2 separate regions of the Mus musculus genome follow, and region 2 is linked to region 1. A link is a contact called in ENCODE POLR2A ChIA-PET data. All regions are on one chromosome and are shown on one strand. Each heading gives the region's core, a stretch centred on a gene start or an enhancer-like site at or near the end of the contact. The rest is flanking DNA. Distances are from core to core; before and after follow the strand shown. Region 1 holds the start of Il6ra (interleukin 6 receptor, alpha). Region 2 holds the start of Atp8b2 (ATPase, class I, type 8B, member 2).

What was found. ChIA-PET counts read pairs that join two places held with the same protein, here RNA polymerase II (POLR2A).
Region 2: POLR2A ChIA-PET joins it to region 1 with 31 read pairs in Patski. The contact joins the promoter of Atp8b2 here to the promoter of Il6ra in region 1. POLR2A ChIA-PET finds 5 or more read pairs at or near these places in 4 of 5 experiments (Patski and embryonic stem cell).

What each region holds. Positions count from the first base shown.
Region 1 is chr3:89,910,773-89,917,641 of GRCm38, forward strand. It overlaps Il6ra (interleukin 6 receptor, alpha), which reads right to left and starts at 2,424. Exons shown (of 10, transcript NM_001310676.1): 1 at 2,183-2,424. The coding sequence starts at 2,267.
Region 2 is chr3:89,960,023-89,966,891 of GRCm38, forward strand. Atp8b2 (ATPase, class I, type 8B, member 2) reads right to left here and starts at 3,316. Exons shown (of 28, transcript NM_001081182.3): 1 at 3,135-3,316; 2 at 1,053-1,119. The coding sequence starts at 1,083. It also overlaps the pseudogene Aqp10-ps.

The DNA.
Region 1 (6,869 bases), core at 1,174-3,673:
AAGCCACCCATGCCCAGCCTGTCCTCAGTCAGCAGCGCCTAGAAAGTTTGACCTGGCAGAAGCCTCAGTCCCAGCTGGTCCTGGGCCCCAGGTGGAAGAAGACACAGGAGTCCTAGCAGGCCCTGGAGGGGCAGACTATGAAAATCCCACCTGTTGGTGCTGGAGTGATGGCTCAGCAGTTAAGAACACTGGCTGTTCTTCCAGAGGACCCAGGTTCAATCCCTGCACCACATGGCAGCTCACAACTGTAACTCCAGTTCCATAGGATTTGGAACCCTCACACAGACATGAATACATGAAGGCAAAAACCCACTAAGGATGATGGATGGAGGAGAGTGTGTGTGTGTGTGTGTGTGTGTGTGTGTGTGCGTGTGCTGAGCTATCTCGCCTGCCCATATATATATGTTTATGTATATCTTCCACCCATGGGTTCCCCCCCAGAGAGCCATCTCCATCTGGCCTCACTTCTCTAAAGCCAAACATCTCAGTCATTTGCTCCACACTTCCTGTTTGGTGCTTGTTTCTTGATTGTCACTCTCCAGTTTGTAGCTGTGCAAGTGTGGGTGTGGGAGATGGGCTGGGGACTTCTCTGCCTCTTCCTTCTAAACTGGCAGGGCTTTCACTTCCTCCCCAGACTCCCAGTTCTGCCTTCTAAAGGCTGTTTGGGTCAGAAGACACCCCCACCCTTGGGTGTCCTTTCTGAACCACAGGAAAACAGAACTCGCTGTCTCCGAAGTGCCTTGCAGCTCCTTAGGAACAAAGGGAAGTGGTGGTGGGGGCGCTGGGGTATGTTGAGTAGTAACTGAGACAGGCAGAGAGGCCCAGTCCTGCTCTCCCAAGATGGAAGAGAGGACCTCAGTCCTGCCTGGCACCATGAACAGCTAAGCGGGGATCTTCTCTTTCATCAGTGTCTTCTCCCCCAGAATCCCACCAGATGATAGTGGTGCTCAGCCTACCCCAGACGCCCTCAGCTGTACCCACAGGAGAACACTGAGACACGGAGGGGCCTGATGCTTCCCATTGCATCTCTCTGAACCTCAGGCTCCTCCCAAAGCTTTATGTCAATCCTGTAGAGGATTAAAAACGTGTAAAATACAGGGTGGGTTAATACCTGAAATCCCAGCACTCAAGAGATAGAGGCAGAAGAGGCACAAGTTTGAGGCCAGCCTGGGTTATGGGAGAGCCTGTCTAATATATATATATATTTTCTTTATATATATATATATAAAGAAAATATAGGTAGGGGTAACAAACCAAGCTTGAGGAATTCTACCTTCCAGGCAGAAAGAAAGCCTGGAAGCCACTGTCCCCACGACCAGCACAGGATAAATCTCCCCCATGTCCTTTGGCTCTTTCTATGTTGTTGAATAAGCCCTCAGCCCCTAAAATAACCTGTAGAGAAGCAGTCTCCCAGTTCCTCCAGAAGAGACCAGGCAGGCTGCTGGGCCTGAAGCCAGAGCCCACAGAGAGGCCTAGACCTACAAGGCAGAGTGCAAGGAAGGTAAACACAGTGCCCCTACCCTACCCTCCGCCTGGTCCACCTGCTAATCAGGGAGGGCTGGGGCAGGGGGCGGAGGCACAGTTCCAAGAGGTCCCACATCCTTTGCTGTCAAACTCACAGGATTGGGATGGATGTGGGTGTTGGCATTCTGCATGCTAGGGCTAGTTGGCTAAAGGAGTAAGTTTGTGAGGCGGGAACACCCATGACTCAGAGCCCATGATGTCAGACCCTTCACCGTCGGGTCACTGTCATTACACACGACATGGAATGTAGTAGAACTAAGGAAAGCCACGCGAGGTGCCACAACTAAAGCAGAGAGAGCCAGTGGCATAAAGGACTCTCCAGAAGGGACTACTACTGTTCCACTAGGGCGCGCCCTCTGGGTATCTCTTTTTGGAGCGACCCGGGATGCAGTTGAGTAAGACTGGGAACACTGGGAACCAGACACCAGAGTCAGGTTTCAGGAAAACACACTGTCCTGTACTCAGACTTGAGGTAACTGGCCAGACACAGACAGGAGCACGCAGTTATAGGCGCTAGACGCAACAGGGGGCGCGCGAACCTCCACCGCGTCAGCACAGGTGAGTCAGCCCAGGCTAGCAGCCGGTACCGGCGGGGCTCACTCTGCGAACGGAACCAGACAGTGTCACATTCCCCACGCCCGCTCCGGGTTCCTCTTACCCAGCGCGCGGCAGCTCCCGAGGACCAGCGCGACCGCGGGCGCGGCCAGCAGGGCGACCAACAGCGTGCAGCCGACGGTCAGCATGCTTCCTTCTACGCGGGACGGCGGGCGGCAGAGCGGCTCCGCAGCCGGGGCCGGGCGGCCGGCAGACTGGGGCAGCGAGAGCAGTCGCCCTCGGCCTCGGGCTCCACACTCAGCTCGCACTGCGAGCGCTCGCCCCGGCGTGGCTCAGATCGGTGTGGGCGCGACTTCCCACATGCACGTGACACACAGCAGCCGGCCGTCCTGGCAACAGTGAAACATTTGAGGAACCGGTGCTGAAGCTCCTCTTGGCAGCCCCGGCTCGCGGTTACGAAAGCCCAGTAGGATGGCGCAATCGGCCAGCGCTCCGGGCCACCGGAGGGGGTTACTTCCTGCAGCCGCGCCACACCTGAGCCCCCAGGGACCCCCACCAGGGCCCCTCCCCAGGTTTTGACGCTGAGATAAGGAGAAATATCCCCCTCCTTCCTTCCATCCGCGCCTCCGCTTGAGTTTTGCTTTCATGAGCGCCAGCCAGTGGCTCTGGCTGTTAAAGTAGAAGGCAGGTCAGTGTCCTGGGTGCTTACGGGAATCAAACAGGGAATCCGAAAAGACACCGATGTCTGCTTCGAGCCCAGAGATTGTGATTTAATTGGTCTGAAGGAAAACTTAGGCGTCCATAACCTGAGAAAAAGATTTCCTCTCATCTTCCAGTGGAGGAGCAGCTCTTTGAAGGCTACTGCAGAGGCAACGAAACCAGTGTGCGCTTTTGAGTCTGGCCCAGAGACACATGTGTTACCCTCCTCAAGATTGCTATCCCGATCCGGAAGTCTCAGTTTTCTCACCTATTAGAGATGTATTTTTAAGCCCATGATAAAGATTCCTGGAAACACTGTCGATGTACCTGGAGCCTAACTGCTCAACAAGGAGTAGGGCTTTGATTACCCATCATGACTTGACTGGACACAAAGGAACCGGCGTTTGCTATTTACCAGACTCCACCAAGGTTCCCTTCCAAGCTACAGAGCTTGAAGCTACAGGGCAGCTTCCCATGCAAATGCAGAGGGAAAGAAACACACTGAAAAGAAAATTTAGGGCTGGTGAGATGGCTCAGCGGTTAAACGCACTGACTGACTTCCGGAGATCATGAGTTCAAATCCCAGCAACATGGTAGCTCACAACCATCTGTAATGAGAAACAAATAAAACCTATGGGCCTGAGCGAGCCGGGCCGGAGCAAGAGGGAGAAGGGAAGGGATAAGAAAAAAAAAAGAAAGAAAAGAAAATGTAGATGGGGAGCCCTGGACCTACACCAGTATGTTTTAATGTATTCTTCCATTTCAGGGTTCAGCTGATTAGAGTCCATGGGGCAACTGGAATGTGTGTGTGCTGGCTGAACCCCTAAATAAGACATGACCTTATTTAAGCAACATGCTGGCCTCAGACCTAGGCATCCACCGCTCTCTGTGGATGTCAGAACCAAACCTGTACCCAGGACAATGGGATTGGTTTTGATGGCACTTCCTCAGCCACGCTATAAGTCGGAGAGAAAGGCATGGTTGTTCTCTCTCCCTGTGGTGGGGCAGGCATTTGGGAAGCAGAAGCAGGTGAATAGCTGTGAGTCTAAGGCCCTGTCTAAAAAAAATACATATTTTTTTCTCCTGCTATTTAAAATGGGATTAAATAGCAAGAGGATGTGGTAGTACACACCTGTAATCCCAAAACTCTGGAGGCTGAGGCAGGAAGATCCAGAGTTCGAGGCAAGCATAGTGGAACTTGCCCTATCTTAAAAATATAATTAATTTCCAACAGACTCTCATTGTGCTGCCTCCTTCCTTTCTGTGGTAAACAGAGACCTGAAAATAATTGCAGAGAGACAAGTTGCTGGCCTGAAACAGGAAGGCTACAGAAGGCTGCCAGCTCAGATAGAAGGAATGTTGAAGGCAAGAGCAGACATCTCAGACACGACCCGGCAACCCTGGCCAAGTGGCTTCCCCCCATCCACCCCGTTTTGATCCTGGAGTGTGGGGGGGGGGGTGTTCCATAGTCAGATGAGTTTAGTTCCCATCCCAGGTCTACTGCTTGATAGCTGTAGGATTTGGGCAAGTTATAGTTAATTTCTCTGTGTTGTTTAGATATTTCTCAACCCTAATTTTAATGATGGTTTTTAAACACTTTAACCTCCCTCCTAGAGGCAGTGGAAATGGAAAGTTATTAGGATACAGGAATTAGGTAGTTAGGATATTAGGAGGTGGATCTGTCTAGAAATTGTTCTTTGGAGCAAATCCCATCCACTTGCAAATACTTGATGAATATAGCAGCAGTCCAGGTCGGTAGTGTCAGGATAACAAACACAAATCAACAGCAGTGTTGGCACAACCTAGCAGAAACAGCCAGGCCTCGGCCGAATCTGCATGAGTTAGCAGGAGTGATTAGGCCTGGAGAAGTTCTTTGCCTTACTTCTCTTAACAAAGTGAAGATCAGCGAAGAAGACCAGGAAGCATTGCAAAGCTAGCTATGCAAGCAAGCCCTTTCCCACTGTCCATTGAGTCTTAGTTATCCGCTCTCCAAACATAACGTGTTCTCAAATGGGTCTCGCCTCAGTATGTGAGTCTGTCTTAGCAAAACTCCACTTGAGTCTGTATCAGCTGACATCACTCTGCCCGAGTCCATGGAAGCAGCAAGAAGCCACCAGAACACCACTAGAAACGTTTCCAGTATGTTTCTCTCTATGGAGTCACAACAAATGGAGCTCAACAATGAAATGTAAGGTGAACTGATCCTTGCATGTAGTTAGAGAAGAATCCTACATCATGGGTCCTTTCACGGGTCTGCTTTAGCAAAACATCCTTTTACCTTGTGTCTGCTTCAGGAAAATACTCCTTCATGTCACATGTTTGCCCCAGCAAAATACCATGCCACACAACTGACTTTCCAAAGAACTCAAGTTTCTACTTCATCTCAGAGCCTTTTTTACTGATTTGTGTGGTAAGAATTTATAATATACAAAGTATTAGTGTTGTGCTTCAAGTCCTGGTATGATGGCTCCTGCCTTTAATCCCAGCACTTGGGAGGCAGAAGCAGGCATATCTCTGTGAGTTTAAGGCCAGCCTGGTCCACAGAGTGAGTTCCAGGTCATCCAGGGCTACACAGAGAGTCCACCTTCACTTTCCCACCCTCTTTCCTGTACCAGAGCCTTGCGTGTAGGTAAGTTTCTACAATGATGTCCGTGGTTTCTAATCTGCATGCCTTGTTCAAGCTTATCCTCTGGCCAGGCCTTCCTTTCCTTTAGTCTTACACCCTACTCTGCCCTCACACTCGTCTCTGACAGGCACGGTGGTGGATGATTGTAATTCTGGCACTGAAGAGGCTAAGGGGGAAACGTGGCAAGGTTCTGGCCACGCTGGACAAGACCCTATTAAAAAAAAAAAAAGCCAAGCATAGCTGTGAACACATGTATCCTCAGTATCCAGGAAGGAAAGATAAAATTACCCCAAGTGTGGGCCCAACGTAATCCACAAGTTAAAAAAAAAAAAAAAAAAAAAAAAAAGCCAAACCTGGACTTGGCTGTCTTTTTCAGAAAACTCAATGGTCTCTTTCCTCAATTCCAAGAAAGCTGTCATCCACTGGTTAGCTTGGGTGCCAGAGTCCTGTGTTCCTCCCAAATGCCATGTGACTTTGTTTACCACCCTGCCTTCCCTGTCACCCTGAAGAACTCATCTCTGCATCTCCTGCTGAAGGGCCCAACACATACTGAAGATCTCTATCTAAGGTAAGGAAAGACATTCCTCAGGGCTCTGAGCAGTCTCTTTCCTCCTTGGAGGCTGTCTGAACTCTACACTTAGTGGAAGTTCAGTTTTCCAGCCAACATTCCAGGTTGTTACGACAACACTGTTAAGGAGGAGAGAAATCAAACCTGTGTGTATGAGCTTTGCTGACAACCCCCACCCCATGAACCTCCCACCCCAAGTCAGACTCCTGCTACCTGTCCCCAGGAGTTACCAGCCCCTCCTGGGTGCCTGCCAACTCCAGGAAAAGACCCTCCTATTGGTGTAACAGTGTATCAGATAAATCTCAACTTGGGAATGGAGACATCTGGCCTCCAGGAAGCAGAAATGAACGGCAGGTGAGGCTAAAGTACCCTGTGCAGGGAATTCAGACAAGCCCGTGTGACTGCAGCAAAGGAACACAGGACTTCACATCCAAACCAGGGCACTTCTCTTGGGACATTGTGCAAGGTTTTTTGTTTGTTTGTTTGTTTTGTTTTGTTTTGTTGTTTTTTTTTTCTTTCTCAAGAATATAGCTGCTTTTGAGTTTCTCAGTCCTGAGAGTCAGATAGGCTTAGAGAGGTGAAGTGATTTGATAAAGACTCCATAGCTGCTGTCAAGACTAGGCTGAGGTCTGGTCCAGGACTCTCACTGAGGGAGGTCTCAGTAGACACAGGACTGACTGTGGGACACCTGTCTAGCCCACCACAGCAGGCACTGAGGAGTTGCACAGGAGGGAAGAGGGAGTTATAGAACTTGGTTTAGGGAAACGCTTCTTGGGGCCCCCAGACTCAATCCCCCTTCTGCATAAGTGCAGCTACCGTTCATGTCCCCTAGAGGGAGAAACCCTTGGCTGACTCAACCAGCAAGCAAGCCCATCTTACCTTTGACCTGAAAAAATT
Region 2 (6,869 bases), core at 2,066-4,565, 50 kb after region 1:
CCAACAAGCACAATGCAGTAACAAACCTCAGGCCACAGAGTCCCCAGACAAATGACACATCTGACACCCAGAAACTTCCCTCAAAGGGTCCCCTTTCCTACTGAGACCCTAATCTCCAAACACCATGCAAGAAAAAAGGAGGGTCCCAAAGGGCCCGCAAAGAGCCCTTTGGAGGAAGGGAGGCTAAAGACAAGGGAATGTGGAGGTCAGAGGGGGGAAACTACAGATTTGTGAGAGCTGCCAGACTCTGCCTCCCCGTTACCTGTCCCCCAAGAAGGCTTCTTCTGGCTCCAAGAGGGAGGTGCCCCGGCCCGGGCCCACTTCTCGGGTATCTCCTTGGGGACCGTCATGATCCCGTTTTTAAAAGGCGCATTGACTGTCCTTGGGCCTCAGCGTCGCCTACGGGGCGGCCCCCCAGGGAGGCGCAAGAGCTGCGGCCACGCAGAGGGGAGCCCCGGCCGCTGGGCGTGAGCGACACCCGCAGCCCAAGCCATCCTCACGGCCACCTGCGCCTGGGACCACCAGCTCTGCAGGAGCTCCGCTCCCGAACCTCAGGACTGAGGCGAGCTCCGAGTGGCCCGGACCTGGAGCCCACGCCCCAGGCTCCGCCCCACCTGCTCCCACTGCAGAGCCGAAGCCTGCCAGTGCCGCGTAGGCGAAAGCCAGCGCATGGCCCCGCCCCCTCTCCCAGCCAATGCGGGAGAGCGGACCGCCCGCGTTGTCCAGGACAACGGCTTTCAACCCACAGACAACCCCTCCTTCCGCGGGAAACCGAGGACTCCGGTGGGTAGGCAAAGGAGGCCAGAGCCCAAGAGCCCAGGCCAAAGAGTAGGTATTGCAGATGCTTTTGAGTTAAGAGGTTGGTGACTAGCAATCACGGCCGAGCATCAGCCCAAGGATGAAATGAATTTAGCTTCTTAAACTACCCGCTCAGGACGCCTAGTCCTTTTTTCTCAGAACCATACTAGTCCTTCCTCTTCCCTTGGCTCCCTCAGTCATAACAACAGCCATTTTCATCATGCCCCCAGAGACCCACTTCTTGCCTCTCTTACCTGGGGGGCGCTTTTTTGCACACAGTGCCATCTCACCCAGCAAGGTTCCAGCAATCCATGGGAGACCCTGCAAGAAAGTAACAGACACACGCAGAATTCTTCACTGCCCACATCAGATGCCTTCTGAAAACTATCCTAGCTCTGCTCTGCCCTGCCCTCCCCACCTCCTCCAACTCCACTAACGCTCACCTTCCTGCACTGACATGAAAACCTGAGAGAAAAGGGAGGCCTTCCCTCTGTCCTGGAAAACATGAGGGAACTGAGAATTTACAGAAGCCAGAGCCTATAGGGAAAGGGCCTAGAAGAGACCAGATATAACAAGTGAGACGTAGCTCTCAAGGTATCCACCTGAGGAACAATGGCTGTCCCGTGTGCCGTCCTAGTGGCAATGACAGCTGCTGCCGGTACTAGAAAGCAGAATGTGCCCTAGTGGGTTGGGTGGAGAGCTAGGAACCAGGAAACACCTGGCAGAGCATCAGGAAGCAGGGTGGCCATGTTCCACCCTTCTAGAAAGCTCCTAATGTCCCCACCCCTACTTTCATTACTGGGGCTTCCATTATCACCTCCTCCCCAGGAGGGTTCTCATCAGACACATGGCCACCACTTCCTGCAGACAGTCCTCAAACCATTTCCTCTCAATCTTGTCCAGCCACCCTCTGGGGCCATCAGAGAGGTCTTCCCAGTCCTGCTAAGGGGTCACCATTCTCTCTCACCCCGAGTCTACTCCAGTCAGAATGACACTAAGAACAGGCTCAAGAGAGCCTCTGCTTCCTCCCACCCTCTCATGTACTTTCTCCTAAAAAGGTGTAAGTCCAGGCCACAGGAAACTCCTCTTCCTTCAGATGGAAAGCCTTGCCCCTCCTTAGTTCCCTTGCCTCTAGCCTGTCAGTCCCAAGAGATACTAATTGCCTGTCTGCCCAATCTCTGTAATTACTGACTGTGGTCCTAGCCCAGCCATCCTCTCCCGCTCTCCCTTCACTAATGTGCACTCCCTCCTTGACCTCAGAGCAGACAGTCCTGAGGGGCACTAAGTCCTTTTCACTCCTGACTCTCCACAACTGTGGCAAGCAACAGTGGCTGCCCCCTTGGCTCTGGAAGAAAAACCTCATGAACAATTTGGCGATGCCAAACCCTCTTCCAGGGCCCCAGCCAGGGTCTCCACCCAATCTAGAGCATGAGTCACGGGGAGGGTGGAGTGTGGAACCAGACGCTAAAGGAGAGGATGCAGGGTGGGCATTGCTGGCTCCTACCCAGCCCCACTCGAGTGGGAGGCTATCAAGCATCGTTAGCCCTAACATCTGGGTCTTCCTTCTTGGAAAGAGTTAACAGTGGAGCAAGCTGACCATCAAGCGTCAAGTCTGGATACAGATCAGGAAAGTACTTTTACCTCTAGGACCCTGGGGAGACTGAGAACAACTTTGGCCCCAATCCTCGAGAGGGGTGCAGTAACAAGGTCCCCCTCTCAGGATATCCTGGTTTTCTAAACCGACTAGGCCCACCAGCCACGTCGCCTTGCCCCGTCACCCTACCCCAGCCCCCTCTGCAGCCACATCTGGGATAAAAATAGCCAGCCATGGGAAAGAGGCAGCGCTCCACGAAGGAAAAAAGACTCCTCCTCTGGGTCTGGCCTCCGCTCCTTTCCAACCAAGAGCCTTTTCAGGGGAAGCTAGCAGATAGACGAGACAGGAGAAAACAATAATACCGGAGGCCACCTTCCTTCCCTCTCCAAGGACAGTATCCAGGACCCACCACACAGCTCTGAGCTCCCAAAGCTAACATCCCTGGCACCCTTGGTTTTCCTGGGGCACAGAGAGACCTCCACCTTCCCGGGACAAATCCTATCAGCCCCAAACTCCCTCTCTAGGCACCTAAAGGCTGGCACCAGGTTACTCCTCACACCCCAGCTCCGCACGCCCCTTCGGGGCCCCATTTTCCCAGCTTGCGCACAGCTACCGGTTCTCTCCATCCTGGTAGCCCTTCTCTCCAGCCTCCCACAGCCGCTCCCCGTGGCACCGCTGCCCGCGCCTCCCAGAGCCGACCCTCCCGGTCCACACCCCCGGCCCCACGGTGGCAGCGCCTTACCTTAGCGCTCCGCGCGCGGCGCTCGGCCCGGCGGCCCCGTCCGGCCCATGCCGGGGGCTGGGGCGGGGGCGCTCGGCTCCGCTGCCCGCAGGCTCCCGCCCCCCCACAGCAGCCCGGCTCTCCTGACCCCCCCGGGGCCCCGGCCCGCTACTTTGTGTCAGTTTCGGCCGCGGGGCGGAAGTGACGGCTGCGGCCACGGGCGGGGGGCGGGAGGGGCTTTGGGGAGGTGAGGGGCGCGGCGTGCGCCATCTTGGTGCGTAGGGAAGGGGGGGGTCCCAAGCTCCAGCCGGGACACGCACACAATCGGCGAGGCTGGAGGACGCTGGGATGCTGCTGCTTTATTTTGGAAGCCAGAAACCGAGCGAATGCTGCTTTCTCTGCCAGAAACCATCTTCGGGGAGGAGCCTGATGCGGGAGTAGTGATGAAGAAGCCCCGTAGCACACTTCTCTCTAGCCCAAGTCTCTGCTGTGCTTCCCTCCTCGCCCTGGCTCATCTCAAGGCCTTTCACTTCCTGAAAAGGCACAGCTATGCATTGACTGGGAGTTGTGCCTCAGTTTCTCCACTTGGTTCTCCTGACGATAAGTAGTTGACTTTGCCCCTTACCACATTCCCTTGGGTGGTATATTACGCGCGCGGACACACACACCTCGAAGAACTATCTGAGGTCGTTGGCGCTCCTGTCAGGCCAAAGGTAGGAAACGTAGAGATTTCCCGAGCTGGCAGCCAGAAGACAGGAAGATAGCTCCGAGGCAGAGCCCTTGCCTAGGCCCTAAATCAAATCCCTAATGCCACAAAGTACGAGTGGTTTTGTTGTGTTGTTGTTGTTGTTTTGAGTCAGTGGGAGGGGATGTCTCACTATGTAGCTCTGAAAGGCCTGAAATTCTCAGAGACCCTAGGCGTGCTCCATCACTTCCGAGTCAAACTTAAACTGGGTTTTGTTTGTTAAAAAGATTCACTCTTAAACCGGGCGTGGTGGCGCATGCCTTTGGTCCCAGCGTGCGCCTTCGATCCCAGCACTCCGAGGCAGAGGCAGGCGGATTTCTGAATTGGAGGCCAGCCTGGTCTACAAAAAGTTCCAGGACAGCCAGAGCTATACAGAGAAACCCTGTCTCGAAAAACCATTAAAAAAAAAAAAGATTCACTCTTGTTAGGTGTGTTGAGTAACACGCTGAAGTCAAAGCCGTTATGGTCTGCATAGAAGATTTCAGTACTCCATAGGGAGACCTCGTCTTAAGACGAAAAAGTGAAGAAGGGAGAGTAGAGGAAACCAAGCTTCTCTCGAGAAGCTCCCAGGCCCTACCCCTCAAAGGATCCTAGGATCCCTCCACCCACCCGATTCTAGAAACCTTCCCAAAGCCAGCGTGCACACCCTCTGGCGGCTCCTTTAAGGAACTGCGTGCCTGGAAGCTCCCAGGGTAGAAGACCAGTCTGGAGTCCTTCAGGAGTGGTAAACAGAAGTGTCCTAGTCTGGCATAGTAATACAAAGAATATCTGTCTTGCGTGCTGGCCAGCTCATGGTGCTCTTGCAGAGTGGGATAAGATTGGTCCTTGTCACAGCTTACACTCCAGCTGAGCTAGAGTAACCAAGTCTGAAGCCTTGAGTTGAGATGCCATCACCTTTGGAAATGGTTCTAAATCCTCAGGATGGTGCAGAGCCACCAGGAGCTGGTATTCGGCTGTGCCCAGGGTGGCCCCCACCATAGGAGCCACTGGAGGCACCCACCACCAGCCATTACCAGCGCTGTAATGGAAAGACAAAGGGAGGGGTCAGAGGTGGCTCTTAGACACACCTCTTCCCATAAGCCAGGACTAGTAAGGCAGGCCCTCACACTATTCCTGTCATGACATCCAACAGTGAGCATGGGTTCACATTCATGAATGGGAAGCACTTAGGAAGCAACCCCCAGCAGAACTTAGTCCAACCTCTAGTCTTGCAGAATAAACTGAATAGACTTTTTTACGGATGGAGTCACTAAAGCCCAAAGTAGTAGTATGGCATGCCCAAGGACACCTCTGAACCTACTATATGCATGAAAAGGGGGAGGGGGGATGCAGGAGAGCTATGAAGGAAGGGAGAACTTGCCAGCTGAAGAAGGAACACTGTTCTAAGAATACAAGGGCAGTATGTAAGTGGATAGAACTCAGGTTGGACATGGTAGCACATGCCTTCAATCCCAGCACATGGAGGGATCTCTGCCAGCCTGGTACATAGTGAAACCCTGTCTCAAAAAAAAAAGGGGGGGGGAGGAATCTGGAGAACCATGGACAAAGCTATTAATAGGGGTAAATGGAGGACTGTACCAAGGGAAGCTGTCTCCTACCTGAAGACGCCAGGGCCCCAGCCAGCAAAGTAGTGAAGATCCTTGGGCCCAGGTCCCGGGCAGGGTTGAGTGGAAAGCCACAGTTTGCACCCATGGATAGTCCAATGGTGAGGATCAGCAGTCCCACCACCACCGGCTCCAGACCTGCAGGCGCTCCTTTATTCCGTCTGTCTAGGGTCGCTAACAGCCCCACAATCAGCATCCAGGTACCCAGAACCCTGAGGTTGACAGAGGTCGAAGGAAAGCCATCAAGTGACACATAGGTGCTTCATTTGCCTTCTGTCACTCAAACACACTGTGCCACCCCCTCTATGCCATCTGTGCAGCAGAAGCTACGGGACCAAGGTAGAATGAACCCATATTCCACCCAAAATCTGAACAACGAGCTGGGATCCCAACAAACAAGGCAAAGTGCGGGACTTTCCCATATCTTCTGCTCATACTTACCTGATCCAAGAAGCCATTGTTCAGGGACAGATAGGGGGAAGGGTAAGTGGCAAAAATGGAGGCTGCCTCTTTGGGACCGGTCACTGTCAGGTTCCCACCTGTGTAGTTCTGTAGGGCATCCTCAAGAGAGAGGGGCACTCAGAGTTTCCATCTTTGCAAGGCACCTCTGCCCACAACTGTCCCCGATCACATTCTCTTACCATAGTAGAGAATGTAAGTGGCCCCTGAGGCACAGAAAGCAGACAGCAGTTGCACAACGCAGTAAACGGGGAGCTTGGCCCAGGGGAGGCGTCCCACCAGGCACATGGCCAGAGAAAAGGCTGGGTTTAGGTGGGCTCCTTCACAAGATCAAAGGGGAAAGACAGTGTTAGGTACCACTGCCAAACACTGTCACAACACCATGCTTTCTCCTGCAATGCTTATTTCCATTACTTAGTTTAAACAAGGCTCAAAAACTGGAGAGATGGCTCAGCGATCAAGAGCACTGGTTGTTCTTGGAAAGGACCTGGGGTTATCAGCATGGCAGCTCAAAACAATCTGTAACTCCAGTCCAAGGGACCCGTTGCCCTCTTTGGGACACCTCATGTACTTGCACAGACATACATCCAGGCAAAACACCCAAACATATACTTTTTAAAAAGTGATTTGCCAGAGTGGAGAGATGGCTCAGTGATTAAGAGCACTGGCTGTTCTTCCAAAGGTCCTGATTCAAGGACCTTTGCTCTGCCAAAGGTCCTGAGTTCAAATCCCAGCCACCACATGGTGGCTCACAACCATCCGTAACAAGATCTGACGCCCTCTTCTAGAGTGTCTGAGTGTACTTACATATAATAAAATAAATTAAAAAAATAAATCTTAAAAAAAAAAGGTGATTTACCAAGATCACAGGATCATACAGTGAAACCAAAATATGAGCCTGAAGCCCTGAAGCCAGGCGTGGTGGCACACGCCTTTAATCCCAGCACT